Linked DNA regions of Mus musculus: region 2 is linked to region 1. The links are chromatin loops, found by intact Hi-C in ENCODE. Cell type or tissue: heart. All regions are shown on one strand.

Region 1 (8,000 bases):
TTCTGAGAATCCGCTCACAAACTCCAGTTTTCTGAATTCACCAATCTGTAGTTCAAAATATGGAAGTGTGGTTCAATTTACTGCGTTTCAAGTGCGCCTCAAAGAGTCTCCGTGCTGCTTGACAGAGTATCATTTTTTTTTTTTAACCAGGAAGAGAGTGGGCAAGCTCTTTGGTCTCAATCCAGGTTTCAGGTGAGGCTACTTCCTAAATGTGAAGAAGATCTGAGACAATGGCGATTCTCAGGCGAGTTGCCAAGAGCTAGAGAGCTAGCCATCAGAGATGAGAGCTAGCCATCAGAGATGAGAGCTAGCCATCAGAGATGAGAGCTAGCTATCAGAGACATTTGGCTTTCCCCAAGGCTGAGAGGCGCCTCTGATCAATCCCAGCACTGACTGCGTGCTTCCCTATCTAATCTGCCTATTCTAATGCAATCTTACCCTACTTTTCAGCACATCATCTCTTTATGACTCAACCCCACGCAGGATGCCAAACTCTACCTCTGCGGTAACCGGAACACCCAAAGGAGAATGGCTGAAAGAGGCAAGCGAGCGGGGGTTCATCTGGGCAGAGAGAGTCTCTTCTCCCAAGCCTGCCTCCCTCTCTCTCTCTCTCTCTCTCTCTCTCTCTCTCTCTCTCTACCACTACTCTCTAAGTCACTATTAAGGTAATTTGGTAATTTTAGCCTTCTTACAGATGAAAGTCTTTTCAATTATTTAAAAATACTTCCCTATTAGAAATGGGAAGGTGACCCAGTATTCAGTCTCATTAGCATACTCATTAATAATTACAAGACTTGTGATACTATCTCCTTACCCTGTAATTCTGCTCTACACCTGGGGCGGCTCTCTTTCGCTGCCTCAGGTACTTTCCTACTCTCTATTGATTTGCTAATAAGCGAGCTCCTTTAACATGCAAAAAGCTGTACATTCCACTATCTCCTAGGACAACTAGAGGAGGAAGTGGTAGCGAGAGTGAGACTTTTAAATGAGTCCTAAAGCCCTTTACATTTGATCACCACCCATTAACATAGTCATTCAAAACAAAACTAGCAGTGACTCACCATTCATCTCATTACGAGGAAGAGCAAGAGGTCTCCAGAGAAAACGTCCTCCAGCCTACCTACACTGCTTCCCACCAAGGCTGAGCTCAATATCCACAGTGGTCCTGGCACAGCACCATGAAGGATGCACTGCACACACAGCATACAAACACTGATGAAATGTATAAACAAACAAAGCTTTAAATATTTCCCTAGCTTCTATGTGGAATGAGAGGAAGCATGCCAAGTAAGGCCACATTATAAAAGCTACTCGAGTAGGCTCAGTGGTTAAAGGTGATTGCTGCTCAACCATGAAGGCCAGAGTTCCAACCCCAGCAACCCCACCCCACCCACATCACTGCCCAGCCCCATAAGCTGGACTTGGTTATCCATGTTCTTTTTTTTTTTTAAAGATTTATTTATTATATGTAAGTACACTGTAGCTGTCTTCAGACAGTCCAGAAGAGGGTGTCAGATCTCATTACAGATGGTTATGAACCACCATGTGGTGGCTGGGATTTGAATTCAGGACCTTTGGAAGAACAGTCAGTGCTCTTAACTGCTGAGCCATCTCTCCAGCCCCTGTTCTTATAATAACCCCAGTGTGTGGGGTGAGGGGCAGAGTCGGGAGAGTTAGTTGGGTTTGCAGGGTACCAGCCTAGCTGAAAACATGAATTCTCCAAGGTCAGAGTAACCCTACCTCCAAGGAATAAGGCAGAGCAGCAGAGGATAGGATATGCCTGACACCCTCTGGCCTTCATTTGGTGCAAGGAGCACAGGCAACTGTGTGCGCGTGCGTGCACACACACACACACACACACACACACACACACACACACTGCTGAGCAGAAGATACCGTATTCCCTTTTCTCACATAAGGCTATAGCATCATCTTACACACTGAAGCATATATCTAATAGCCATCAATTAGCAGATCTCAAGTATCTGAGGTCCAGTAACAAACAGCAAGCAGCCACCTCTAAAAGCTGGGCGCTTTCCACAAGAGGCTCCTCCTAGGATTGACCGACTCTTATGTAGGTCAATAGTTCTCAGCCGTATCAGTTTCCGAGTGGCCCTCCGGTTAACACGCTGCCATAATGAGACGCACCGAGCAACCCCCTTGTACAGGCAACTCCAAACAAATCCATCTATCTAGATAAACCAGTAAAGTGGAAAGGGGAAATAAAAATAAGTTACACAAAGGCCCGTCAGCATATGGATGCTGGGACAAAATGATTAGGAACTGGACGTGACTGCCTTGCAAACCTGCTGAGGACTCCATGTGACACAACTATCAAAAACGTCTAATCAAGTGGTGAACACAACCTTCCCTTCTCGTTTACACAACAGGAGTGTGCAGAGACAGAGACAAGAAACTTCAGTCACGGTTAAAACTGTGACTTTATAAAGTGGAAATTTCAGGCTCTGACGATGACAAATATCACAGGAATGACAAGCATGATCTTCCTAAACCAGGAAGGACACAGGAACAGTCTTTGTTCAGGATGTCCCCCACACAGCACAGAGTGCAGCATCCCCAGACCCATCCCCACCTGCTTGCTAGTGGTTAATGCCAGTCACAACAACGAAGAAAAGCAGCTTGCTAATTTTTAATTTTCCCCCTGGACTAACCAACTCACACCCAACTCAGGTATGACTCAAAAGTACTGGAGTTCAGCTCCATTACCTATGAACCATGGGGATCACTGGCTACAGAGTTAAGTTCTCTAAACCTCCGTTTCCATGGTACCAAGGAGAATCAACACTCCAGGGCTGTCTGGGGCGGCAGGATGACTCAACAACACTGTAGCAACCCAGGGTAGGTAGGTGGTTTACAACCCGTGGCTTTTTGAAATAGGAACAAGGGGGCTGTGTCCTGCAAACAATAACAAGAGCCATCACCTCTGCAAAACAGGCAGAAGAGACTAAATGCGGAGGGGTGAAAGGAGTCCAGAAACTTAAGGGATAAATTATGAGGGAGGGTGGGGGGCAGGGAATTGGGGGGGGGGGATTTAAGAGGTCAGAAAGGTAGAGAATGGGAAATAAAGCATCCAAGAAAAAGATGCAATTCAGTCAAGGGCACGAAAACACACCTTAGCTCAGGAAAGAGAGGAGGGGAAAGATATGTTAAGGATGAGGAACGAAAGGCTGTAAATAAAGACATTACAAGACCGCTCTGCCCATGGAAGGACATGAAAGGACAAGGAAGGTATGTGCCAGAAAAACTGCTGCTTAGAGGGCAAGCACATCTCCCCAGTAACGCTGAACAATGGTCAAACTAAATAAACCAGGACAAACGCAATCACCGCAGCCCCTGAAATAAAAACACACATTCTTAATGTAAATAAGCAAAAAAAAAAAAAAAAAAAGGAACGGAAGAGCAGAAAGCAGCGGAGGACTTCTCTTCCTGGTTCTGTGGAAGGAAACCCCGCAGGCCTCCACCTCCTCCACAGTGCTGGGATCACAAGAGCTCACCACCATCCCTCCCCTGCTGCTTTCTTTCATGGCCAAAATTCTTCTTAATTTATAGGCCTCATGAACTACAAGGCACTCATGGTAACCTATCCCTGTCCCTTGATACCATCCCAGGCAAATCCGACTCCTTCCTAAACACATTAATTAGCAATACCTTACATCATCCTTGAAAAGCAGGAGGTAAGCAAGAGTATTATTAGCCTCTTTTTATTATGGGGAAACTGGGGAACAAAAAGATTAAATTACAGTACGTCCCAAAATGAGCCATCATATTTTCTAGGACTTTAATTAAAGGCTCCAAACACCACATTACAGACATTATTCTTTCTAGCTTAGAGAACTTTTACTATTGCTTCCACCAGGGGACCAAGAAAAAAAAACACCTACAGTAACTTAAAAGGTCAGCTTAAAATTTTGGACAGTGTTAAGAGGTAACACACACGCGCGCGCGCGTGACGGAAAAAAAAAATAAGGACACTTGTAAACAGCACCACGGGTCGGAAATCCTGGGTCCACGTTTTAGGCTGTGGGGCAGGCAAGACAGACAGGAGTTGGCTGACGCTGATGGAAAAGGTGCCCCAAGGGGCCCAGAACAGCCTCGCCATCCCTGCAAACCCATCACTCCAAACGTGACCCCCGACGCTCTCCCTTGGCCCCTGCATTGCACCACGAGCCTCGCCGTGCCAACCCAGGCCTGTGGTAGGCCCTGGCTGCCGAGCCTCGGTGAGCACCGGAGCCGCACCTAGCCAGACACTTCACAATCCCGGCTTCCCCCGCCCCCGGCCTCGGCTCCCACGCGCTCTCACCGCCCGCCCGGAGTCCCCCGGCCCGGGGAAGCGAGGTGACCGCGCAGCTCGGTGGAGCGCAGCGCCCGCGGGGTCCCGGAGCCGCCGCCTATCAGCGGAGCGCAGGGGCGGGGCCGGCAGGGCCGGCGGGGCCGCGGGCGGGGGCGGACGGGCGGGGGACCGGGCTCCGGGCGGCTCCGGGCACCGCGCGCACACACCGGGCCGGCTCCCGAGGGCGCCAGCGCGGCCCCGGGGAGCGCGAGCGGGGAGCGCGCGGCCTGCGGTCAGCGGCCCATCGGCCGAAAAGATGGTGTCCTGGATGATCTCCCGAGCCGTGGTGTAAGTACGGGCGGGGAAGACGCTTGGGGCCCGGTTGCCGGAGCCAAGCTCACGGGCCGCGGCCTGCTCACCCGTGTCCCAGTCGCTGCGGGGCTCCGGGGCGGCGGCGGCGTTGGGAGCAGCAGGGCGCGGGCGAACGGACTGGCAGGCGGTGGGCTCTGCTCCGTGGAGCCGCTCCCCGGCGCGCGGCGGGCTCTGCTCGGCTTCTCCTCGGCCTCCCCTCCGCTCCTCGGCTACGCGGCAGGCGCTGCTCCGCTCCTCGGCTCCTCCGCTGCCCGGCGCTGCGCGCGGCGGGCTCTGCTCGGCTCCGCGGCGCGCTCCCGGCTGCGGCTCCCGCTCCCGCGGCCCGCGCTGCGCGGCACCGCCCTGCGCAGGCTCCGCCGACGCTGAGCGCGGGAGGCCGGCGGGACTCCGGATGCGCCCGAGCCTTTGTCACCAGGTCTACCGCGTTGCGGTGTCTGTCCGCGGCGCACGCCGCTTGGTCACGTGTAGGAGGAGGAGAGATCGGTGTCAGAGCCCGGGCTGCAGAGTCTTGCTCAGGGGTCCCGAGGTGACCTGGGAAAGAGCCTGCGCTAGAAAGGTCGGGCAAACGCTGACCGTGGAGGGCCGTGGGTGGGAAGAAATGTTTGCAATGGAGAAGGCGCAGGTGCCAGTCCCCTTTGTTCGGGTCATCTCCTCAGTTCACTGATTGTGATACAAACGAGAGCTGCGGATGGGGAGAGGAGGGGGGAAAAGTTGAGATGTGTTGTTTAATCTGCAAAGGTATTTGAATACAAGTTAAACCGGTTCTCTTCCCATCTTTCACCTTACCCTGTGCGCTCTAAAGCAAAGTCACCAAATAAAGGGCCATAAATTAGGTAAAGCCTGGGGGCGGGAATTCATTATTCATGTAGCAGTAGTGTCATCTGAGTACCTTAATGAAATGTTTATATGAGGTTAACAGGCCTCGCTGATTAGCTTATAATTTGAAGGGAGAAAATGACATTACTTGGGCATTATTATTTTCACTACGGAGAAGGAGCTAATTTTTTTTTAACTTGCTTTTATTTCGTTTGGAAGTGAGCTAGGTAACCTAGTTTGCAATGCATTCAAAATTTGCTCTTTCATAAAATGTCCTTTAAAGCCTCTGAACTTCTTGTATTCATCTTAAAGCCACAAATAAATAAAGTTATGCCACGGGTGCCTTCAAATTATGTTTTGCCTCTTCCAAGGCAGTCTTCGGGTTTCCACATAATCCAGGCATACTTTCTTAACCTACCAGAAGTCCCTCCACTATTTTGGCCTAGCCCCTCAAATTAAATGCCCCATTAAAAAAACTGGGTTTGTCTTTTGATCTCTTAGACCATTTTCAATGATGGAAAATTATGGAACACCTTGAGTTTGCATTCATCAAATAAGATTTTTATTTTTTTAATTGGTGAAAGGAAGTATGTTTAGTGCTACGCTACCTCCAATACAAAGGTCAGTACCACGTAGGAGATCTTAATGGGACACACATTTCACATCCACAGATATCTACTGTACAGGTCAGAATGTCAGGTCTTATGAGGGTTATACCTGGTGTAATACCCAGTGTTAGACAAGGAAGAAATTATCTGTGGTTGGAGCGTCATCAAAGAAGGCAAAAGAGATTACGTTCATAATAGACCTTGAGGAATGAACCCGATCTAGACCGCCAAAGAGGAAGAAGGAAAAGATTTCTGATAGGTGGACTGGTGTAAACCAGAGCTGGGGTAGATTACAGAGTGAGAGCCAGAAAAGCAGGAAGAGAAAGAGAGGCCATTGTTTTATGAAGACTTTTATAATCCCAGAAACACTGAGTCCAGTACTGAAGGAAGGATGCGCTCCTGCTCGGTCAGCCTGTGGAGTTGAAGGTCTGGGGTGAAGGGGAAGCATGCAAATGTGACTTTTTTTTTTAAAGGTCATTAAAACATGTATTAATCAGGAGTCAAGAAATGTGTTTCGTGAACTTCGGGTCCAGCACATTTGTCGAGGAACATCTGTGTGTGTGTTTCCATCTGCGCTTGGGTTATCTCTAAATGTAAAAGCTGTCCTAATAGCTACACAAACCTAGATACTTGCTCCGCACTGTGAAATAGAATTTGTTTGTGTATCTCCTTCTTCACCTACTGAAATGCCCAGCTGGGCCTAAACAAGGTCAGACAGTTTCCTCAGCCCGAGCCTTTGGAGGTACCATCAAGGACAAGGGACCCTATCTAAACCTGAACTCCCAAGATTAAGGAGCAATTCTTTGCAGACCTTGAAGCATAACTCTGAGGACAAGAATGATACATTAGACTCAGACTCAGACTCCACTTAGTAGCTGTGTAGCCCCTCTGACTGTACTGAGCCCACCTGAGCTTAAGTTGCCTTTTTTTTTTTTAATTTATCGTTTTGGGTGGCCTTGGGGTAATGTGACAGAGGACAACCTGTGGGAGTCAGTTTGTTCCTTCCACCACGGGATTGGGTGAGCATAGGGACTTAGGCTTGACAAGCAAGCAGCGTCTCCTCATCTTCAATTGATTGTCACAACATCAACTTACTTAAAGCTCACAAGACCAATAAATGAGTGGTTTTTAATGGATTCCGTGTGTGAGCGTGGGGGGGGGGGGGGTGTCTGCCTGTACCTGGGTGTGCCTGAGTATATGTATGTGTACCACGCTTCTGCAGAAACCCTAAGAGGTCAGAATGTAATGTCAGATCCCATGAAACAGGAGATACAAGCAGTTGTGAGCTGCCATTTGAATCCTGGAACCAAAACCTGGGTCCTTGGCAGAAGTAAGTGCTATTAACCTCTGAACTAGTTCTCCAGGTGAGCAAATTTTAAGGAATGGTAACGTGAGCATACCTCATAATACTAAATTCATATACACTGCCCGTACCTCATATTCTGAAGGCACTGCTCACAGATTGAGGAAAGCCCACACACAAACACATCTTTCCCTAACTTTTCGTAGCTTCTGTGTTATAGCATTGTACACAAATCAAAACTCGAACCAGCTGGTCTGAATTTAAATATCAGTTCTACCACTGTGACTCGCCCCATAAGATAAGGCACATTCTCATATATAATGTCCACATGCAGCATCTAGTGGGTAGTAATTATTCCATAAGTGCCAGTAGCTGCTTTCAGAACAAAGAAGCACGGACTAGCCAAATACCTACATATTAAATTTTAGACTATATTTCATTTTCTTTTGTCCCCCCCTCTGAGCCTGTGTTTAGATATCAAAGTTATATATACAAAAGTTGTATACCATAATATTTTATAAGGAATGCTATAATTAATACAGGTGCAATTCTGCAGTGGGCATCTGTGGTGCTTTGAATTAAGCTTGACCCAGGGAGTAGCACTATTAGT
Region 2 (8,000 bases), 88 kb before region 1:
GAAAAGTTCTAATGGTTATTTTCTGGTTGTATCCTCAAAGTGTTATACAAAGGGTACATGGCAATATAATGGTTCAATAAGGTCGTCATAATGGTATAACCTAACGTTTTTATTAAAACCATAGAATACTTTTTATTCATTAAAAAATAATTAAACACAACCATAATTAATAAGCTGGAAATTATACTGTATCATGCTATAGACTATTTCTGAAAGACTACCAAGCACACGTGTATGTTTCTGCTTAACCCTGAAAACATGAAAAGAAGTCAACCACATTCACCCCTGTTTACTCCTAACTAGAGATGTTAGTCTAATTTTCATACTGAGATTTTAACTGAGCAGAAAGCATCTGACCTTACCCCACCCCTGCCTTGCTCCCAGAACAACTACAGATGCAGTTACTTCAATGAGAGCAGAGGGCAGCAGGAGAGACCAGTGAGGAAGAGCAGTCCCCACCAGCCCTGTCCTGTCTCTAGCTAGCACTGTCACAAAGCAAGTCTGAGATCACACAGCAGGCAGTGAGGTGGGAAAGTTAGAGGAAGGAAACAAGGGCACAGTGTTTGTTTTCTTAAATGACTATCACCACACTCTCATTCTTAGCAGAGTCAGAGTCAGTCAAAATTAAATGTATTCATGTATCTACTACTGTTTGTTCTAAAAGCTTTAAAATGAAAAGAAAATTCTACCATCTTAAAAAGTGTGGCTTTCCTAAGAAAGAATCAAAATCTGAAAAATGCAATTAAACAACTAGGCTTCTAAACTGCATATATGTGTACCAAAAGAACATTTCCTCATGACAAGGCAACTTGGGTACCATCTGGACACAAAACAACACTGTTGACCAAGACAGTACGTATCTCCCAGATTCCAAAGCTGTTGGTGCTCCTGTCCACCCTGTCTTGTAGCTATTATGTCTTAAAGAAATACAAAATACTCTGGTTATTACACAAAAAAAGTTTCAGTTTGAAGGGGTTCTCAAAGAGCTAATTTTCTACACTTAAGAAATTCTTACCAGGAGTTAAGTGGATTCATTAGGATGTATATTTTAAACATATCTCATTTCTATTCAATTAATATTCCTGAGCAAATAACATTTTCCTTATTTGAAAAAAAATTGAAAAATTACAGTATGTATCTCTAGAACCATCCCCAAAACAAACAAAATCTGTCTCTTCCATTTATTTTTAACATTTATGATAATTGAACCTAGTTAGAATAACTTTCTACTGTGTCCCAGCCTAACCTTTTAAGTACTAGATGTTCAAAATACTTTGTGTGAGAAATTAACTTTCAAAATAGAAAATTCCCACACTAACTGTACATCTATCATTGCCTGCTACCAATATTTTCTATTTCTTGGGCCTAGATTCCTAATATTTCATATAATTCTATCATTTTTTATAAGAGAATGTACTCGCTTAAGAGTTCATGTTATCTGATTATATGAAATATGTTAACATGATAGCTATCAAGTTAGCGTATTTCTACAATGAAAAATTTTCATATTATACTTCTACTTGTTTAGCATTGGTAAATGAGAGAACACTGGCTCCTTCTCAAAAGGACTTTCAATCTTTGGACATTTTCTGTTTCTTGTCCAAACACTTCAGGCCAAAGCATCAAGGATAACCCCCCCCCCCCCAAAAAAAAAGACTGGCTAAAGATAAAATTCAATTTAGCAGGACTGGACACTAGCAACATTAGCCCTAAGTACCTTTTTCTTATGCAAATAATACAGGTGTTTTGCATCTCCTAAGCCCCAGTCATTTTATAATATCAAAAACATTCCTGCGAAGATCTTCTCCAGAGCCCTTTTTGCAAGGTGGGCCGGCTTCAGGGGTAAAATTCACCAACTTAACATAATTTAAATTACTCCAGTTAACTTAGAAAGAGGATTAATTTCTAGATAACACAATTCCTCAAAATTGAAGGTATTTAGTTGACAGTCCTTGGTAAAATCTGGCTAGTAAATGTGTATGACAAATAGAAAGGCTAATTTACAAGTGACCCCGTGTACAGCTCCATTTAAACCTCACATAACACCCTCCCCAACCAGAGGTGCTCTACAGTGCCTGTTAAAGAAACATTAAGATATATTAAATACAAATCTGAAAAGCAGTTAAAAGAAACCATGATTTCTTAAAGTGGCAATCAACTATGTAACCATAGTAATTTTTGTACTTAACACACATCAAAAATTAAACAGATTCATGTTAAAATGGAAACAAATGGATTTTGTAGCTTTAATAAAGTTTCTCTGCTGTAGGTGCTCTGGAATGTACAGACAGTAGAACTCATGCATAACTAATTCATGACTCTAAAGACATTCTATGAGGAACTTCCTCAGCCTAAGGGGAAGCAAGCCCAGTAGAATATGGCCCTAATCACAAAAGACTTGAATCTTTGAAACCCCAAGTGAAAGACACTAACTTAAAACTGAACATTTAGTTGAAACAAATCACCTTTTTCCATTTTGTTAGGGGATTCAGAGTTCTGTTAAGGTCATCTGTTAGTGTTAACCAAACTTTAAAAATAGCCTAAAGCCAAAATAGACCGGCTGAGAGCCTATATTTCTAGAAGGGCCTACCACGCTATAGGAAGAATGCTCCAACAACTGTATCCTGTTTGGGGCTCCACGCTGCGCCACATTCCATTCACATGAGGAAGAGGCCAACAGATGAGCCCTCCCCGAAAAATATTTTTAAATAAATCATCTACAGTTCTCAAATACAACTCAGCTGCTCAGACAAAACACGTTAAAGCTCACCGTTTAGTACTTAACAGGAAATTCACGGGGCTTATGTCTACAGCCAGAGTTTCTAACAATCTCCTGTTAACATTTAACAATTCCTTTTTCAGATTAAAAAAAAAAAAGATTAAGCTCATTAAGTACAAAACTATAAGTCTAGATCTCAACAAAGGAAAATAATAAAACTAAACTATCTAGGCCACATTTTCTAAGTCAAGGTTTAGCCTACAAAATAGAAAAAAAGACTGGAGCTACTTTGAAAGAACAAAGTCCAAATTCCCACCCAAGCAGGTCTATTGAAAACATAATACTGTTAGAAAACAAGTTGGGGGTGGGGAAGGGAATATATCAGCACCCCCTCCAAAAAAAAAAAAAAACCCCACAAAACAAATGCTCCAAGTCCCCTTAAAACACTGCTGTCTAATTTGAAACACATCTGCCAAAACACTCAAAACAATTCAGCTCCAGTTTTAAATTAAATTTTTAGTGTTATAAATGATCGTCAACACAGAAAACCTCTTTCTAAACAGTTTTAAAAATACTAAAACTAAGAACACTGAGCCTAGAACTATAAAAGACAGTGACCTCAATTCCTAAGGCTAAGAAGCAAAACCAAATGGAATAAAGACAAAAGAAAAAGGAAGCAGAAAAATACGAACCGTACTTAGTTCTTGAGAATTTTAAAGTATCTTTAAATCTCAGCAATCCAAGCCAAGGCTTTAAAGGTCAGTAAATATAGCTGGCATTTCATTTTGTTCGTGAGCAGTATTTTTTTAATCGAGCATAAATACTTCTTTAGTCTTCAAAAACAATCACAGGCAAATGGCTTTCAAACCAAGCATTTCTGAGCTCACTTGCAGCGCCGTCATTGTATAGGAAGAAAAGCCAAGACCACAGAACGAAGCAGAGGCTGTAACCTAACAAGCCTGTGAGCAGCAAATGACGATTTTCTGTCTGCCCGGCTCAGCCCTGGCAGTGCTGCGGATTACAACTTGCTCTTTGTCATCAGCACTGTGGTGTTAACGACGAAGAAATCCTGCAGCTGAAGCACTACCGCATCCTCCGATCTGGGTCAGGATAATTTCTCCCGAGGTCGCTTACATAACCAGCAAGATACTCCAAATAAAGAGAACAGCCATCCATTAGCTAGAGGAAGCTTTCCCACTGTACTGTCTGCATGGAAACACACGGCAGTTGCTTCCAACAGCGCAGACACCCAAATGAGAACGAGTACTTGGCTTAGGGCGCTCGAGAGAAGGGAAGAGGCGGTGCTCTGTAAACTGTAACTAATCCCCCGTCACAGGTGCTGATGGAGTCACTTCCAGCACGAGTCACATTACTGGTGATTACTCATTTGGCTGCGGCCATAGAGACTGGCTCATAATTTTAACAACAGACAAAGACAGACTAGTGGCGAGACGAAGAGCTCAAATTTACCGTCGCCTTCAAAAAGCAAATACAAAGTTTTTGCTTTCCAGAATTAACAAAGAAAGAAAGAAAAAAACTAAAAAACTTGTAAATATCAAGTTAGCAAAAATAAAGAGTATCATTATACTACTTTTAAAATAGTGGTTTGGGATTTTAAAAATTATTTTGCTATGTAACACTGTACAGTCTGAACAGATTATACTTAGAAATACACACATACACATATATTCGTGCAATAACAATGAAAAAAGAGACTGAATTTGAAATAGAGCAAGAAGGTTTAGAAGATGAATAACATACAAGAGGGTTTGAAGGAAGGGAATGGAAAGGAGAAATGCTGGAATTATAAAAATCAAAAATAAAAGAAAAACTTATTTTGTCCTAAAATGATCTTTTTAAAAAAAAAAAAAACCCCAGAGAAAAATAAGTTTTACTATTTGTGAAGCTGAGTGTCAATGGTTCACTTCTGGTTCATCCCCTTACTTGGGAAGTACAAGGACAGGAGTTCTAGGTCATTGTCAGCTACCTAGGGAGTATAAGGAAAGCCTAGCCTAAAAACCTGTCTCTCCAAAAAACACGGTCCCCCCACCCCCAAGGAAAAAGACAGAAAAAACTGAGCACTGGATGTGGTGATGCAGGCCTGAGATACCAACACAGTGGGGGATGCTATGAGTTCCAGGCCAGCTTGGGCTAGCACAACCCTGTCACAAGGAAACATGAAAAGATGTAGTCAAGTAAAATAAGCTGACATAAACAACAAGCATCTCAGAAGCACCCTACAGAGAAGAGAAGAGAAGAGAAGAGAAGAGAAGAGAAGAGAAGAGAAGAGAAGAGAAGAGAAGAGAATTCTGCTGCTCAGTATTGAGTGGAGTGGGTGACTACGCATGAGGGGCCATGGGGCATCTGAAATGCAGTTCACCGGAAGTGAGGTTTGTGTTGTCTGAACAAAACAAAAGAACTGCATGCTAAGATGTAAGATAAATCCACACTGATTATAATCAATGATACCTTGGTTACATTGGCTAACATTATCATTCCCTGTGTGTTGCTTTTTAATTTTTAATAAAAGTGTGAAAAGGCTTAAAATTATATGCATTTCTTTCTGAACCAAGGCACTGTTTTCTCACTTTATGAACAGAGGTTTCTCAAGAACCCAAGGACCAGAGATACATAATATGATTTGTGGCTCCTTGCTAAACACTAGGCCACATTCACTCATTTTTGAGTATAATCAAATGTTAAATCTTTACTACATAAAATAAAATGTTAGCTTCTGACAGAAAGGCTTCAGTGTTAATATTTACCTAAAATGTTTTCAGTCCCATGAAGAAACATACTATGAACACATGCAATAAAAATGAGAAAATAAGGGCGGGGCGGTGGTGGCCCACACCTTTAATGCCAGCACTAGGGAGGCAGAGGCAGGTGGATTTCTGAGTTCGAGGCCAGCCTGGTCTACAAAGTGAGTTCCAGGACAGCCAGGGCTACACACAGAAATCCTGTCTTGAAAAAACAAAATACAAAACAAACAAACAAAAAACAAAGAGAGAGAGAGAGAGAGAGAGAGAGAGAGAGAGAGAAAATAACATTTTACTGGATGTTAACTGTGAGGGTGAGACTGGGACTGACATAAAGTTATGGCCAACCTGGGCAAGACTGAAAACTTATCCCTAAAACCAAAAATGGACACAGAATAAAGATGGTACAATAGGCATTGATTATTCTAAGTATTGGAGTAAATATGGTTTTGTTTCACAGAGCATAGGTAGTACTAAAATAAAATACTTTATTTTACAGGTGATGGATGGTACTAAAATGTTACTTTAGCATAAAGTATTATATTAATGCTGTCAAGTAAAGATTAGATCACAATATACAATCCTAATAACTCATTCGTATGACATAGAAAACACATGGATAGGGAAAGCAGGCCACATATGTTACAAAGGACTACCACTGAATGAATATATATATTCATGAATATATATATATATATGGCAATCTCTTTCTAAATCCTGAACAACACAGAGACAAAATGTTCATATAGCTAAGTACATTTTATTCTACATTTCTAAAATTTAAACTACATAATAATTCAAGTCTATTATTTCACAGGGCTAATCTTGTAGTAATACAGTACATACTCAAGTTTAATTATATATACAACAGACTTTGAAATGCTGCAAGTGCTATCAGACCCCAACAGAAGCAGCAGCACTGAGAACCACAGAGTCTGCCCAACTGCCAGTCAGCCATTCCTGTGCCCCGAGATAAAATCAAAATAACTAACACCATTACTGAGGAACCAACTATCATCTTAAACATATTTTAGACTATATCTAGGTGGAAGAAGAAAAGTCAAAAGGCATCTCTAGAGAACTTAGCTAGACTACTCTTGATGCACAACAAAGATTCAGAGATACATGCAAAAGGCTGGCAACAAGAAATGTTGAACTGGGATTTAAAGTATTTGAAAATGCATTAATACGTTTGTTCTTGTAATCAATACTGACCAGTTTCTAACACACAGCAAACAGTGAGGTGATGACACAGGAAGCTGCTTGCTTAACCAAGGCTCCTAGGTTCTTATTCTTTAAAATTCATAAGGGAGAGAAACTCCAATCAGACACAGGTGAAGGGCTAGTCAACCCCCACCCAGCCCTCTGCTGTAGAATAAGAGGCCTTTTCTAGAGGCTGAGCCAGGCTAGAGGAAAAGGAAGCTACGCCAGTGGGCCCAGAAATGTACATCTGGTTTCCTTCCTTTTTAGCTGGTTTCCAGGTTACAAGCTGAATAAATCAACAGAACTGAGAACTTAAACAGTGACAGGAGCTAAAAGGAAGGCAACACTATCTGGCGTTCCAAAGAAAATTTGTTCTTTCCGATAATATAAGACGGCTGTACATGAAATTTAGGGTTAACTGGACATTTTTGCTACATTTTAGCTTGGCCTATAAAAGTAAAATATATATATATATGAAAAAATGAAAGCCTGGTGATTTCTCCAACAATAAAGACCAGAAAAACCCCAAGAACAACAATCAAAAACTTCTGTCAGGGATATAATCAAGGCAATAATACTAGAGAATGAACCTCTTCTCTGTCCAATGTCCTAGCATTAAAGACTTTAAAAAGGAACCTTTCTCAATCAATCAATCAATCAAATCATATGAATGAATAAACTAGTAAATAACTATTAAATTTAAAAACCACCAAAGACATATTAATAGGAAAAAAATAAGTGAACAGTCACATCTACAAAGAACCTCAACTAGGTATGGCCTTAGATTCTGATGAATATTTTTCAGTGTAGCATGTTTCTATATATCTATGAAAATATATAGCAGAAAATTTCTCTATCATGATAAATACCCAAGGGAGTATTTTATTATTCAATGTATACAGATCCTGCACACAGTGCAAACACAGAAGAATATTGCTTTATGCCTTTAGGTTAAGTGCTCCATGTGCTTCTAGAGGAAACAGACCCCTCTCCTCACTCCCTCAAGGGATCCTGAGCTTAGGTTTCTACAACCTACGTACGCAACAGTTGGTAGGCACAGTGGTTCCCCGGTAAGTCTAGCTCTGATGTTGGAGATGGATTCTCAGAGCAAGTAGTCTATAGCCATATTGGCAAGCTCTGAGTTTTATTGAAACCCTGATTTGAAGGATAAAGCAGAAAAGCAATCAAGGAAGACTCATCACATCAACCCAGACTTCTACAAACACGTATACACACAAGTGAATACACACTGAGAGATTTAACACAATAAAACAAAACAAGCAGAAACCCTCAACTCACCCTTAAGTAGTAGTAGCACC

Evidence for each region. A loop is a pair of places that touch in the nucleus more often than their neighbours do. Peaks named below come from ENCODE experiments on the same cell type or tissue, not always from the same donor. Only the 100,000 strongest peaks of a DNase experiment are listed, where the experiment ranks them.
Region 2: it touches region 1 in a loop (2.9-fold over the local background); 11 of 42 quality-filtered maps call a loop at or near these places.

What each region holds. Positions count from the first base shown.
Region 1 is chr10:67,093,429-67,101,428 of GRCm38, reverse strand. Reep3 (receptor accessory protein 3) reads left to right here and starts at 4,441. Exons shown (of 8, transcript NM_178606.5): 1 at 4,441-4,639. The coding sequence starts at 4,608. It also overlaps a transcript of Jmjd1c not described here. In heart, a CTCF peak has its summit at 3,878; DNase peaks (open chromatin) are centred at 2,808, 4,298 and 5,048; H3K4me3 peaks cover 4,475 bases; H3K27ac peaks cover 3,103 bases.
Region 2 is chr10:67,181,723-67,189,722 of GRCm38, reverse strand. The region is part of intron 2 of Jmjd1c (jumonji domain containing 1C); the gene reads right to left. Among named protein-coding and RNA genes, the nearest start is that of Jmjd1c, 59 kb to the right of the region's middle. In heart, a CTCF peak has its summit at 4,182; a DNase peak (open chromatin) is centred at 4,022; H3K4me3 peaks cover 3,340 bases; H3K27ac peaks cover 3,457 bases.